2 separate regions of the Homo sapiens genome follow, and region 1 is linked to region 2. A link is a contact called in ENCODE Hi-C data. All regions are on one chromosome and are shown on one strand. The core of a region is the stretch at or near the end of the contact, and the rest is flanking DNA. Distances in the headings are between cores, read along the strand shown. Region 1 has its middle 110 kb from the start of HSD17B3-AS1. Region 2 has its middle 150 kb from the start of ERCC6L2.

Region 1 (6,558 bases), core at 322-2,821, 410 kb after region 2:
ACCTCAGGTAGCAGAATCATGAAATATTGAAGCTTTCATGTCCAGCCTGTCTCCTTAGCATGTCTTCCAGGGTCATCTATGCTGCAGCGTGTGTCAGAATTTCATTCTGTTTTAAGGTTGAATGAAGTTTCATTGTGTGCACATGCTACATTTTGCTCATCTAGTCATCCACTGATGGACATTTAGGTTGTTTCCCTTTTTGGTTATTGTGAATAATGCTGCTATGGGTGTACAAATATCCATTGGAGTTCCTGCTTTCGATTTTCTGGAGTATATACCCAGACCCAAAATTGCAGAATCACCATCACAAAGATCCTTATGCTGCCTCTTTATAGCCACACTTGTCTCTCCCCATTTTCCTACCACCACCTTAACCCTTGGAAACCACAACTTGTTCTTCATCTCTGTGGTTTTGTCATTGTAAAATTATTGCCAGGTGCAGTGGCCTGCATCTGTAATCTCAGCTACTTGGAAGGCTGAAGTGGGAGGATCGCTTGAGCTCAGGAGTCTGAGACCAGACTGGGCAACACAGACAGACCCCATCTCTATAAAAATATATTTTTATTTAGTATAAAATAAAAATAGAGTCTCAGCTATTCAGGAAGCTGAGGCAAGAGGATCCCTTGAGCCCATAGTTTGAAGCTGCAGTGAGGCAAGTGAGGCACGATTGTGCCACCGCACTCCAGCCTGGGCAACAGACAAGATCCTGTCTCTATATAAAATCAAATCCTGCAGGCCAGGCATGGTGGCTCATGCCTGTAATCCCAGCACTTTAGGAGGCCGAGACAGGCAGATCATTTGAGGTCAGGAGTTTGAGACCAGCCTGGCCAACATGGCGAAACCCCTTTTCTACTAAAAATACAAAAATTAGCTGGGCGTGGTGGCTCATGCCTGTAATCCCAGCTACTCAGGAGGGTGAGGCACAAGAATTGCTTGAACCCAGGGGGCCGATGTTGCAGTGAGCCAAGATTGCACCACTGCACTCCAGCCTGAGCGACAGAGTGAAACTGTCTGAAAAAAATAAATAAATAAAATCATGCAGTATGAAATTTTTGAGGTTGTCTTTTGCACTCAGCGTGATTCCTGAGAGATCCATCCCAGTTGCTGTGTGCATTGATGCTGCTTTCTTCTTGCTGAGAAGTAGTCCATGGTGAGGATATTCCACAGTTTGTTTAACCATTCATTCACTAAACGACATTTGGGTTGCTTACCATTTGGGGTTGTTACAAATAAAGCTAATTTAAACATTCCTATACCTGAGTTTCTGTGGACATAAATTTTAATTTCTCTGGGATAAATGCCCAGGAGTGCAGTCATTGGGCCATATGGCATGTTTAGTTTTACAAGAAACTGCAAAACAATTTTCCAGAATGCTTATCCTATTTTACACTCCCACCAGCAACATGAGAGAGATCCACTTTCTCTACATCATCACCAGTAGCTGATACTGCCACCTTTTTCAAATGTTAGCTTCCCTAATAGGTGAGTAGTGACATCACATTCTGATTTTTTCAGAAGGGTTTATATTTGCTATACATCAGTTCACCTACTTTGCATTTCTTCCTCTTAGCCCTGCTTTTAATAAAGAAAACTCTTTCCACATTGTCTTCTCTTTCCTCACTTGATTATTCTTCGTGGGAATAAGAGAATTAAAGGAATGTGGAAAAGTGTTTCTCTTGCATTATATTGTCCTAAGAAGCCTCAGTTATCACTTGCTCTTACCAGTGCTTTGCAGTCACCAGGAATGGTAGAAAGCAGCGGCTGGCCAGAGGGCTGGCAGAGGCGGGGCTGTTCTTTGTGCTTGTTTATATTCATTTTCTAGTCACAGCTCAAGTTGTTTCACTTTCTGCTGCTCAGGGAGACGAGGGCAATGTAAATGTGCTTGCTGTTGTTTAAGCCTCCCGGACAGTAAAAACAAAAGCGGCCGCACTGCCTTTCCCTAAATAACATCAGAAACCCCTTTGAGAGCTCGTTGAACAAGATTTACACATTTTAAAGAGTTTTGAAGTTAGAAGGGGTCCTAGGCGAGGCCCTCGGTACACATTAATGATGTGCCTACTGTGTGCCTTGCTCCAGCACGGTCACCCAGTGCTGGGTTACAGATCTGCATAGGGATAAGTTGCAGTCCCTCCTTCCCACACTCTGCCAAGTGTTACAGAGAGGTGTGGGCTAAGTGCTCATGCAGAGATGTGACAAGCCACTGTTGGGGGTCTGGAGGATCCCACAGCTTACTCACTGCTCAGGAACTGAGGAACTCAGCCATCAACTCACCCAGAGCCTCTCCAGCCTGCCTGAGGCTGAGAATCATGTGGGGCACCAGAGGAAAATAGAAATTCCCAGATCCCACCCAAAGGACCTGGATCAGAATCTCTAGAGCAGGGACACAGGAAGCTGTGCTTTAGAGCAAGCTGTTCATAGGTGTTATGAACTGAATTGTGTGCCTGTCTCCCCCATTCATATGTTCAAATCTCCCCCTAGTGTGATGGTATTGGGAGGTGAGGCCTTTGGGTGGTAATTAGGTTTAGAAGGGGGCATGAGGGTGGGGCTCTCATGATGGGATTAGTGCCCTTATAAGTAAAGACACCAGACACAGGCAACACAGAGATGACCACGTGAGCACAGAGCCAGAAGGCGGCTGTCTGCAAGCCAAGGAGATGGGCCTCGGGAGAATTCAAACCTGCTGACACCTTGATCTCAGACTTCCAGCCTCCAGAACCCACATAGTGAGAAGACAGTCATGTGCAAGCCAGGGGGCAGGCCCTCACCAGGTACCAAATCAGCCAGCACCTTGATCTTGGACTTCCAGCCCCCAGAATTGTGGGAAGTAAATTCCTGTTGTTTAAGCCACCCTGTTATGGCAGCCTGAGCTAACATATTGACTAATACAATATGACTCTCAGGATTATCCCAGTTGAGAACTGTGCGTGCAATCCAGCCCTCTCATTACAGGTGAGGGAACTAATACAGCAAGGTTAAAAACCTCATCCTATGTCCCCACACTAGTTAAAGGCCTTCTCTAACTGCTAGACCAGTTCCCATTACACCCACTCAAAGTAGACAAGTAGTTTTCATCTGAATGCCAGCTCTGGCTGATGGTGGTGGCTGCCAAGAGGACTGTGTCAGGAAGGATTCTGAGGACAAGTCCAGGCTCAGCTGACCTTAGCACCATTGCTAGCCATCAGAACACAAGAAACATTATGTATTGGCAGGGAAGCTGGCACAGAGGATCCAGCTACCCAGGTTGAATAACGTGACAAGTGTCATGAGTGTCACTCATTGAGGACAGTACAATTTGAAACGTGGTTCATGGGCCGGGAGCACCAGCATTGCCTGGGAGCTTATAAAAAACTTAAATGTTCAGGTCCCACCCAGACTACTGAATCAGAATCTCTGGGATTCAGATTCACAAACCTGTTCTTATATACCCATGCACACTACAGTTTAAGAAATCCTTGGGCACGGCGTCTCACGCCTGTAATCCCAGCACTTTGGGAGGCCCAGGCAGGCAGATTGCTTGAGCCCAGGAGCTCAAGATCAGCCTGGGCAAGATGAGGAAACCTGTGTATATAAAAAGTACAAAAAATTAGCCCTGCATGGCGGCCCCTTCCTGTAGTCCCAGCTACTGGGAAGGCTGAGGTGGGAGGATCACTTGAGCCCAGGTGGTTGAGGCTGCAGTGAGCCATTATCACCCCGCTGCACGGCAGCCTGGTTGACAGAGCAAGACCCTGCCTCAGAAAAAAAAAAAAAAAAGCAACCCTGCCCTAGAAAATAAGGACAATAATATCAGTGTCTCCCCATGGTGACAAGTGTGTCCTCTGCCTGGCACCTCTGAAAGTTTGCTTCCCCTCTGGCTGCATGTGGAACAAATGGGACCCTTCAGAGACGTCCTGAGAATACCAGGATGTTTCTTCCAGCCCTCATCTCTCATAACCATTTTTAAAATGCCAGGGCTGTGTATTTTTAGTTGAGGACATCTGTATTTGCCAGCTCCAAGCCCACCCCTAACCACGTGGCCAGCATTGTGCAACTACTACACATCTTTATGACAAACCCTTCCATTTTCTGTTAAGTAATGTGTTTGGAAGGCTGAGTGAATCAGAGACAGTAAGCATTTGATTGCTTACATTATTCTGGTTCAAACATGGCTCGCGGCCCGGGACTAATTTATTTATGTTGGTATGGTACATTTCTGTTTCCCTTGGGAATTTGCCAGCACCCCATCCCCTCTTCCAGCTGCTCTCCCTTGGCCCGCCCACCCCTCTTGCCACTTTTGTTCCCGGTCTGCCTCTCCTGTGGGTGGAAAGTTTGTGAAGGATGCCCCATCAGCTGCCTCCAAGCCAGAGACTCCCCTCTCCTGCGTGGTTGGCTATTTCCCCGCCCACCCACAGCCTCAGGCCCAACAAGGCGGGTGGGACTTCTACCTCCTGGCAAGGTCAGCGTTTCCCACCAGGGGCTCACTTAACCCGGTGGATGCGGGTCTGGGGTCCTGCCAACGGGGCACTTGAGGAAAAGACAGACAGGGATCAAGACCACCTACCCTTTCTCTGGAGTCACCAGACCTACACACTAAATCTGCAGCGGGTTTTGCTCGCCATCACCCTGGGAGGTGGGAAGAGCAGCCCCCGACGACGTGAAAGAATCAGTATCCTATTACAGGTCCCCGAGCCAGGCCCCCATTTGCAAAGGCAGCCTGTTGTGCATATGGGATGGAAAATGCATCCTGGCAAAACACAAAAAGTAAATATTTAAAGGGAAAAAAAGCGCACACAAGGAAACAAAATGCCTTGCCTTTCTGCTTCCACGGTCCGCCGCCAAGTCACCCCCGCCCTCGCCGGCTGGTGTGGAGTGTGCCATATGGTTTGGGACAGGGATTAAACCCCTCCGTGGTTGTGAAAAACATCAGTCCATTTGGTCTGGCCTTTCTCTCCCTGCATTTGTTGTTCATTTGCGAGTTTCTCACACCCCTGGGCCGACTGCCGTCAGTGTTTACAGGTTTTAGATTGCTGGTGGGATGGAAATCACCAGCCACCCAGCGCCTGCAGCGGATGTCTCCAGGAGGAGGCTCACGGGCCCCTGAGGGGCGCTGCAGAACAGAGCCCGTGACATGCATGACACAGAGGAGCCCACTTTTTAACGCTTCAGTGATAAATATTTCCCCCAAAACTCGGGGCAAACATAAAGAAGGATTTAGTGTCGACCGTCTCCACCTTGGCCTCCTCCTGCAGTGCTGTCGAAGTGGCGTCCTGAAAGCCGGGGGCCTTGCCCGGAACAGGGAGGCTTGGGCTGCGGCCAGGGGAGGCACCAGCAGCTGGAGCACACTAGACCAGAGCCGGCCAGGACAGAGCCTGGCCCGATCTCCCTCGGAGGTAGAACTGGACCCCCTTCATGCTCAGGCTGAGGAGCAGGGTAATAAGTTGTCATAAGAAATGAATGAAAGTATTTCATGCAAGGCCTGACGCTTCCTCCCCCCGATTCTGAGATGGCAGCACAGCACCCATGTGTGATCTGGGGAGACAAGCGGAGATGCAAGGGAACGCTTTTCCCACAAAAGAAGCCCCGATAAGCATCTCCTGTGTGTCCAGATCAGGCTTCCAAGTTTTTCTTCCGTCGCAGTTTCCCACCATCCCTCTTTTTTTTTTTTTTTTTTGCTTAGTGACATCACTAGAGACGGAGCCACATAGAGAAAATTCCCTTCCCTTCTCATTTCTCACTACGCTGAATCCGAGTCAGACAGGCGCTCTGTTTGATTTGGGCCCTGTCACTCATTTGGTGGGTTGTGGGAGATTGCTTAGCAGCAGTCACAGGCTCCTTTCTGCTGCGGATCGATGGGTGGGCTAAGGAGCCAATAGATGTGTGTTCATCTTTGAAGAGAGATGAAGGCACAATACAAAATCATCACATTTATTTTCTGCAGCTTCTAGCCTGGGTTCACAGAGAGGTTGTCACCCTTCTGATTTGGAAGTTTCCTGATATGGAGGTGGATGAACTATACTTCTTTATTGTAATAAATCATGCCTTGACCTTGAAGCAAAGGGCTTTAGGGACCTTAAGAAGTCATTTTTCCCCACCCCATCCCTGACTCCGCCCTCACTTCTGGTCCTTTGAGTACTAACTTTCAGTTTAGACATTTATAGGACCTTTCTATGTGTCACAATATTTCTAGAGTGATTAACACATACCACGGTTGTGCATGAGCCCAGAAGTGACTGTTCACAGCTGCACCCTTGAATGCATCCGAGGAGAGGCATGACCTCTACCCTATCCCATCACCATGAGCCAACCCCACAAACATGGCTACATAGGAACGGGACAATGTACCCCAAAATAAAGGAAGCCCCGGAGTGGGTATGAGGGATAATGAAGGAGAACTCACAAGAAATGCCCCAGGGCAGAGAGGGAAGCCCCACATTCATCACAGCTGGGAAGCAATGACCTCCCTGATGTCACAAGGGTCAAACAATCTTCACTGCAATACATATCAAATAGAAATGAAGCACTAAGTTTTTAGAAGTACTAACATTATTTTTAAAGCTATGAGTTCTTCTCAGAGTAGTTTTG
Region 2 (6,124 bases), core at 87-2,586:
AAAGTTAAAGGCCAGGCACGGTGGCTCACGCCTGTAATCTCAATACTTTGGGAGGCCGAGGCGGGTGGATCACCTGAGGTTAGGAGTTTGAGACCAGCCTGGTCAATATGGTGAAACTCTGTCTCTACTAAAAATACAAAAATTAGCTGGGTGTGGCAGCAGGCACCTGTAATCCCAGCTACTCGGCAGGCTGAGGCAGGAGAATCGCTTGAACCTGGGAGGTGGAGGTTGCAGTGAGCCGAGATCACGCCACTGCACTCCAGCCTGGATGACAGAGCGAGACTCCATCTCAAAAAAAAAGTTAAAAACATGACTCTCAAAGATATAGAAATCATATCCATGTCAAAATTGTATGTGACTCATTAATTGATGAGGGAACCAGTAAAATGTTAAGACTGGTTCAAAAGAGAATTTGAAGAACAGATGTAAACACTGGAGACTACTAGAGGCGGGAGAGAGGGAGTGGGGCAAGGACTGAAAAACTGCCTATGGGGTACTATGCTCACTACCTGGGTGATGGGACCATTCACACCCCAAACCTCAGTGTCATGCAATATACCCATGTAACAAACCTGCATGTGTACCCCTGAATCTAAAATAAAAGTTGAAATTATTGAAAGAAACAGATTTATATGGTCAGTCAAAAGAATGCTGAAATAAACTTGCCAACAAATGTAAACTGATTAACATTCTAGACAGTAATAAACTGTAATGTTTGGGGGTTAGCTTTTCTATTAGATGAAAATAAATTTAATCTCTACCAGGTCAAATCCGTTTGCATTGTAATGAGCTGGAATCATTTCCATGATTCTCTGACAAGAATTACTTTATGTTGCTATTGGTTTTTTACCAGTTAACTTCTACCCCTACAGCACTGCCAATAGAAAGTCAAAAGTACACGCCCAGAAACATTGCACTAATAAAACATCCCATATCCCCCCTCCTTTAAAACACATTGTATACAGTGCATTAACTCTAAAAAGATCAGAGCACTTATTTATTGCCAAGGATTTTATGACCATATGATCATCCCAAGGATGTTTAGAAACTAGCATTCCGCCACCGTACTGAGATTGAAAAGAAGCGTTCACATATGACTATGAGCTAGAAATTAGCACCCAAACCAGGCTAACCTACAACCTATAATTAATTGTTCTCATGGCTCCAACAAGAAAGATCACTGCTCTTTGAACTACTGCTCTTTTATCTTTATTTCCACTACAAACCCAGACTTTAAGTTTCCAGCCACATAAAGCAAAGCCTTCTTCATACTGCCTTAAATTCTGTAGTAGTATAAATATAGCATTCAGTGACCTGCTTTCTTTATGACTAGCAACCTTTGTCAAACACTGGTGAGAGAGTGAGAAATAGAGTAAGTCTTGGGCTTGTGGCAGGAAGCGGTGTCTAAAGATGCCACTTCCTGGACAGGAGGATCAAAGCAAAAGTAAAGGGAAATAAAGATAAAAGAGCAGTAGTTCAAAGAGCAGTGAACGCTTCTTTCACTCTGGGCACCATCTGCCCAAAGGAAAGCCGAGTGAGGTACAACCAGAATCCGATATTAGGATGTCTCAACAGGAAACCCCAGACTGTGAGCAGAAGAACATAACAGCCAGAGTTCATAGGTGTATCAGACAGGGCTCAGAGAAGCAGACTCACTATGAATATTTTAGAACTAAACATTTAATATAGATATTAGACCTTGTGGGCAAAGATGGGGAAGGAAGCAAGCGCCTGAAAATGGGCGTTTAATATTTGGAGAAAAGTCATTAGGCAGCCCTGGTGCTGGTGACTGAGTCAGAGTTTGCAGGAAGTCTTGAATCGAAGCACATGGAGCATCTGCACTGAGAAGTTGACAAGGGGTTGATATCAGTCCAAAGGTCATTGGCTCTTTGAAGCTACTGCCTGTGTCAGGCCACAGCAGTGCCTCTGGTGGGGGGCTGGCATTACCATTGGGCAGCAGCGCTGCTGGTTGGAAGGACAGCTGGGTATGGAGTGGGAAGGGGTGAGGACACACTGGAACTCTCTAGCACTTCTGGCCCCACACTCAACAATGACCTTCAGGACATAGTGGCTGTGGTTTCTCTTCTGCCTCCTAAATATCATGCAGAGTCACTTTTGCCAACTCGAACCTAGAACCACATAGGTTGACAATGGAATAATCCAGCCCCCAGTGGGGCAAACCCAAAATCATTTGGTGGAAAAGGCATAAATGCCAGACAACATGGTGTTTTCAATAACCAAACGTTCCCCTGGAAAATGCTTATGGTAGATGGACTCCCTTTGAAGAGCACAGACCCCACCACTAAAGACACACTGCCAAGAGTCGTGAAGAGCCCAGCGGGGATGTATATGGAAGCTGTCTGTAACCTGCCCACTAATTGAAGGAATGGGTGTTATGTGTCCATCAACATGGGGTAGTAATTTGGACCACTTGAGCCAGCGCATTAATGGTCCGATGTGAATGATCACTGTGACCAATTCACCAGTTCTCTGCTTGATAAGGAAAGCATGGAAGACAATCAGGTCACCATTTTGTTGTTTTATTTTCAAGTTCCCACTTCTACATGAGTGCAAAGTTCTCCTTGTACCTTCTCTTCTTTTTTCCTCTAATTTATCCTTCCCCTTCTTTTATTCCTGCTTTTCCTCCTGCACATTGCTACATTTATCCATAGAGCACAAAATGGTGGATGGGTTGACGGATAAGACCAGAGTTGAAAAGAATGGGAATCAATTTTACGGTGCAGCATAACACAGCACGCAGAGAAACGGATGGAGGATCAGGGGGCTTGGGTGCTGCTCTAAGAATGACTGGGGGTGAGATACTGAGATATTTCACAGCCCTGAGGCTCCGTAGATCATATTTCCCCAGGAGTCCAAAAAAAGTGTGTGTGTTTTCTATGAGAGAATAACTCGAGGAATTTACAAGGCACCTGAATAAAAGTCCTGAGATGTCCTGCAGTAAAAAAACAAACTTTCCAACTTTGTTCAATCCAGTGTTTCTCAAACTAGTTTGACTCTGGAACCCTTATTTGTAACTTCTAGTAATATTCTACAGGTGAAACACACTTTGGGTAGTGTTCTAAATGATGTCTAGGGTAGTTCTTTCACCTCTACAATGCCCTGAATTTTTCCACTTTTCTTACAAAACTCAAACCCCAATATAAATTGAAAGTCCAGTTGAACCCTGAGCAGCCTGCAACAAGGAAACATCACTTTTTTTTTCTTTTTTTAGCTAAAGCTTTCTCAATGAGGGCTAGTCCGAGAGGAAGCACATGAGGTATACTTAGTAACATGAGTAATAGCCCATCTTGATATGTCTTCTATCAAGAGATCCCAAGTTACCTGGATCAGTGTTTTTCAGACACAGAGAATAATCTCACTCAGGAACATTGTCTTTGAGTTCCAACAGCAGCAATATGCAGAAAAACACTCCAGCTTGGATTGGACTACATAAGATTTTCTAAACCAGGATGGCCAACTAGGATCCTAATCTTCCAAGTGCTTGGACCTTGGATAGGTCAACCGGCTGAAGGTTGGACAGTTGTTGGTTTAGGTTGGAGACCAAAATTCAGTCATCCTGTAATATAGATCTTGTTCCTTTTGGGTTTACCACTAGGGGTCACTAAAGAGAGATGGGAGACAGTCTCAATCTTGTCTAAATAATTCCAAAATAGCCATGGGCTTTGGACAAAATACAAGGTTAGTGTCTCTCTAACTTTAATGGGCATATGAATAACCTGGTGGTTTTGTGGAGATTCTGATCCAGTAGGTCTTGGGCGAGGCCTCAGAGTCTACATTTCTATCAAGCTCCCACATGATGCTGCTGTTGGTGCAGGAGGTGAGGTGCTAGAGCTTTGGAAGGTCTCAAGATCAGTTCAGCTCCCTTGCAGGAATCCAGCCTGGGCCCCTATATCCTCAGATCCTCCACTTCTCCCCACCCCCCTTCTCTTTCCTCTTCCTGGTCTCATCCTCCTCCTCCTCCTCCTTTTTCTGCCAGCTCTACTCCGAGCTCTCAATCTTCTCAAAGGACACCTTTGCAACCATTTGTGTTTACAGCTTTTCCTCATGAGATCTAGCTTGGTAGCACTGATATTTATTGTTGAAATAAACACTAGAGAAACAGGGGCATTTCTTCTGAAGTGCTTCTCTCTTTTTGCATATATTGCATTTTGTGTAAGTAGATGAAGCTAGTTTTGAGTAATGGCAGTTCTGGCTGAGCTAGGCCAGAGTAGATGGGTGACATTTTGTCTTTGGTGGTGGAGGCTATTTGATTTTATTCTTCAACCCCAACTATAAAGTTATTTTAACCAATGAGAGATCTATTTCTATGCTTTCAGAGTTGAGGAAAAAAGACAATTGCCCACATAGAATCCAGAGACTTTCATTTTCCACACTTTGTTGTAAGTTACATGGAAGTGAAAGTAAGTGATAGAGTAATCCTTTTTGGTGTGAGAGATGTGAGAATGGACCTCTATCTCAATTATACGTATAAAGATTTTTATTGATTTTTTTTCTAATTATAGTTCAGAAAACTTGGAAGAGATAGAACATCATTTTTTAAAATTAGTCCCCAAATATCACTACCCAGAGAAAACTCACAGTTAACAATTTTTCGGTATGATGATGATCTTCCAGTCTTTTTTGTATTTATATGTGCATTTTCCTATAATTATGGAATACTGTTATATAACCTGATACATTCATTTAGCAATATAAACAATATCCCATTTCAGTATTTTTTACAAATAATTGTTAATGCTTTTGTGATAGTCTATCAGAAATACATTCCACAGTATACTTAGTCCCCTATTGTTGGATATTCAGGTTGTTACTAATTTTTCACATTACTAAAAAAAACTTTATGAACATTCTTACACACACATCTTTACCCATACCTTTCATTATTTGGGTTGGAAAATTTCCAAGATGTGGAACTGGTAAGCCGAAAGCTTTTGAAAGGCACTCATGAGGTTTGCCTGGGAAAACTGCACCACTGTGCGTCAGCAGCGGCAGCCTGCGACAGGACTCTATTAAGATAGGCACAGCACAGGTGCTTAAAACTGTGATTGGCGGTCAGATTGCCTGAGTTTGAGTCAACCCTGGAATATCGTTTAATCTCTCTGTCTCTGAAGAATTTCCCTATGATTGTGGAAAATGCTAGGTCCTACAACCATAAAGTTGTTTTATGCATCAAGTGACAGAATATATGTCAAGCCTGACACTGTAAACCTTGAGCAAACGTTAGCTGTTATTATTATTTTCCTGCATGCTCAGCCATCGTCCCAGGTCCTTACATGCCAATGATCCATAAATCCGCTTCTATATTTTTTGCCAGGGCCATCTGCTTAAGTCAAGGGGACTGGTAATGGACAGGATAACCTTCCCAAGAGTGGGCGTTAGAAGAGGGGGTACATGAAGGTGGCCTTCGGTCACCTAGGAAGGCTCCTTGCTGACCGTTTCCTGGACGTGGAGGTACAGAACGACCTGGGCCGAGTGAAAGCGACCAGCGAAGGTCACGCCGGCCCAGCAGCCTGGAGAATGAGACCCACCACCCACAAACCCACTGGTGGAGAGCGGGCGAGGTCCCCGTGTGCGGTGAAGGAGCAGGGCACCAAGGAAGGCGGGCAGCTGCCTCTTGTTTTCGGCCAAGGGAGACGTTGAGGTGTCCCTCAGGACAGGACTTCATTTGCGTGGGAGGGGAGAAGGGCGCTTCTGACTACTTTGCATTGGTGTGTGGGCTGGACACAGTGAGAAGGAAATTAAGCCTCCGCGGTGACAGTGTGTGTGATCGCGGAGGAGGAGGACGCCCGCAGGCTGGCCCGGGGCCCGCCCCGCCCCAAGCCAGCCCGGACCCTCCGGGAGCCGGAGAGGAGTCCCGAAGAGGACCCCGCGGGAGCCCGTAGGGCTGGAGACAGCTCACTGCCGGCCCCTCCACCGCCCGGGTCCCGCGGGCTGCAAGGAGGGGAGGAGCCGCTGCGGACGGCACAGTCCCCAGGGGCCTCCCTGGGGTCTCCACCTTCTCCGGACTCCGTGGGGGTGCGCGTGGGAGGCCCGCACCGCCCTTCCGCAGACCCCGGGGGAAAGAGGAGCCAGGTTCGGCCAGAGGCCAGAGGCAGCAAATGCC

Evidence for each region. Hi-C counts contacts between places; a loop is a spot of excess contacts on that map. Pooled maps may share reads with other maps.
Region 1: a pooled map shows a loop between it and region 2 (5-fold over the local background). The contact joins two enhancer-like sites. A Hi-C loop is called at or near these places in 8 of 37 single-sample maps with no recorded cell type and 5 of 50 pooled maps.

What each region holds. Positions count from the first base shown.
Region 1 is chr9:96,135,685-96,142,242 of GRCh38, forward strand. No RefSeq gene overlaps it. Among named protein-coding and RNA genes, the nearest start is that of HSD17B3-AS1, 110 kb to the right of the region's middle. RefSeq lists an enhancer at 1,683-1,977. Within about 2 kb of position 1,572, at least 14 of the 41 ENCODE cell types and tissues checked have a DNase peak (open chromatin) inside an H3K27ac peak, as active enhancers do.
Region 2 is chr9:95,723,340-95,729,463 of GRCh38, forward strand. No RefSeq gene overlaps it. Among named protein-coding and RNA genes, the nearest start is that of ERCC6L2, 150 kb to the right of the region's middle. RefSeq lists an enhancer at 1,146-1,245. Within about 2 kb of position 1,337, at least 3 of the 41 ENCODE cell types and tissues checked have a DNase peak (open chromatin) inside an H3K27ac peak, as active enhancers do.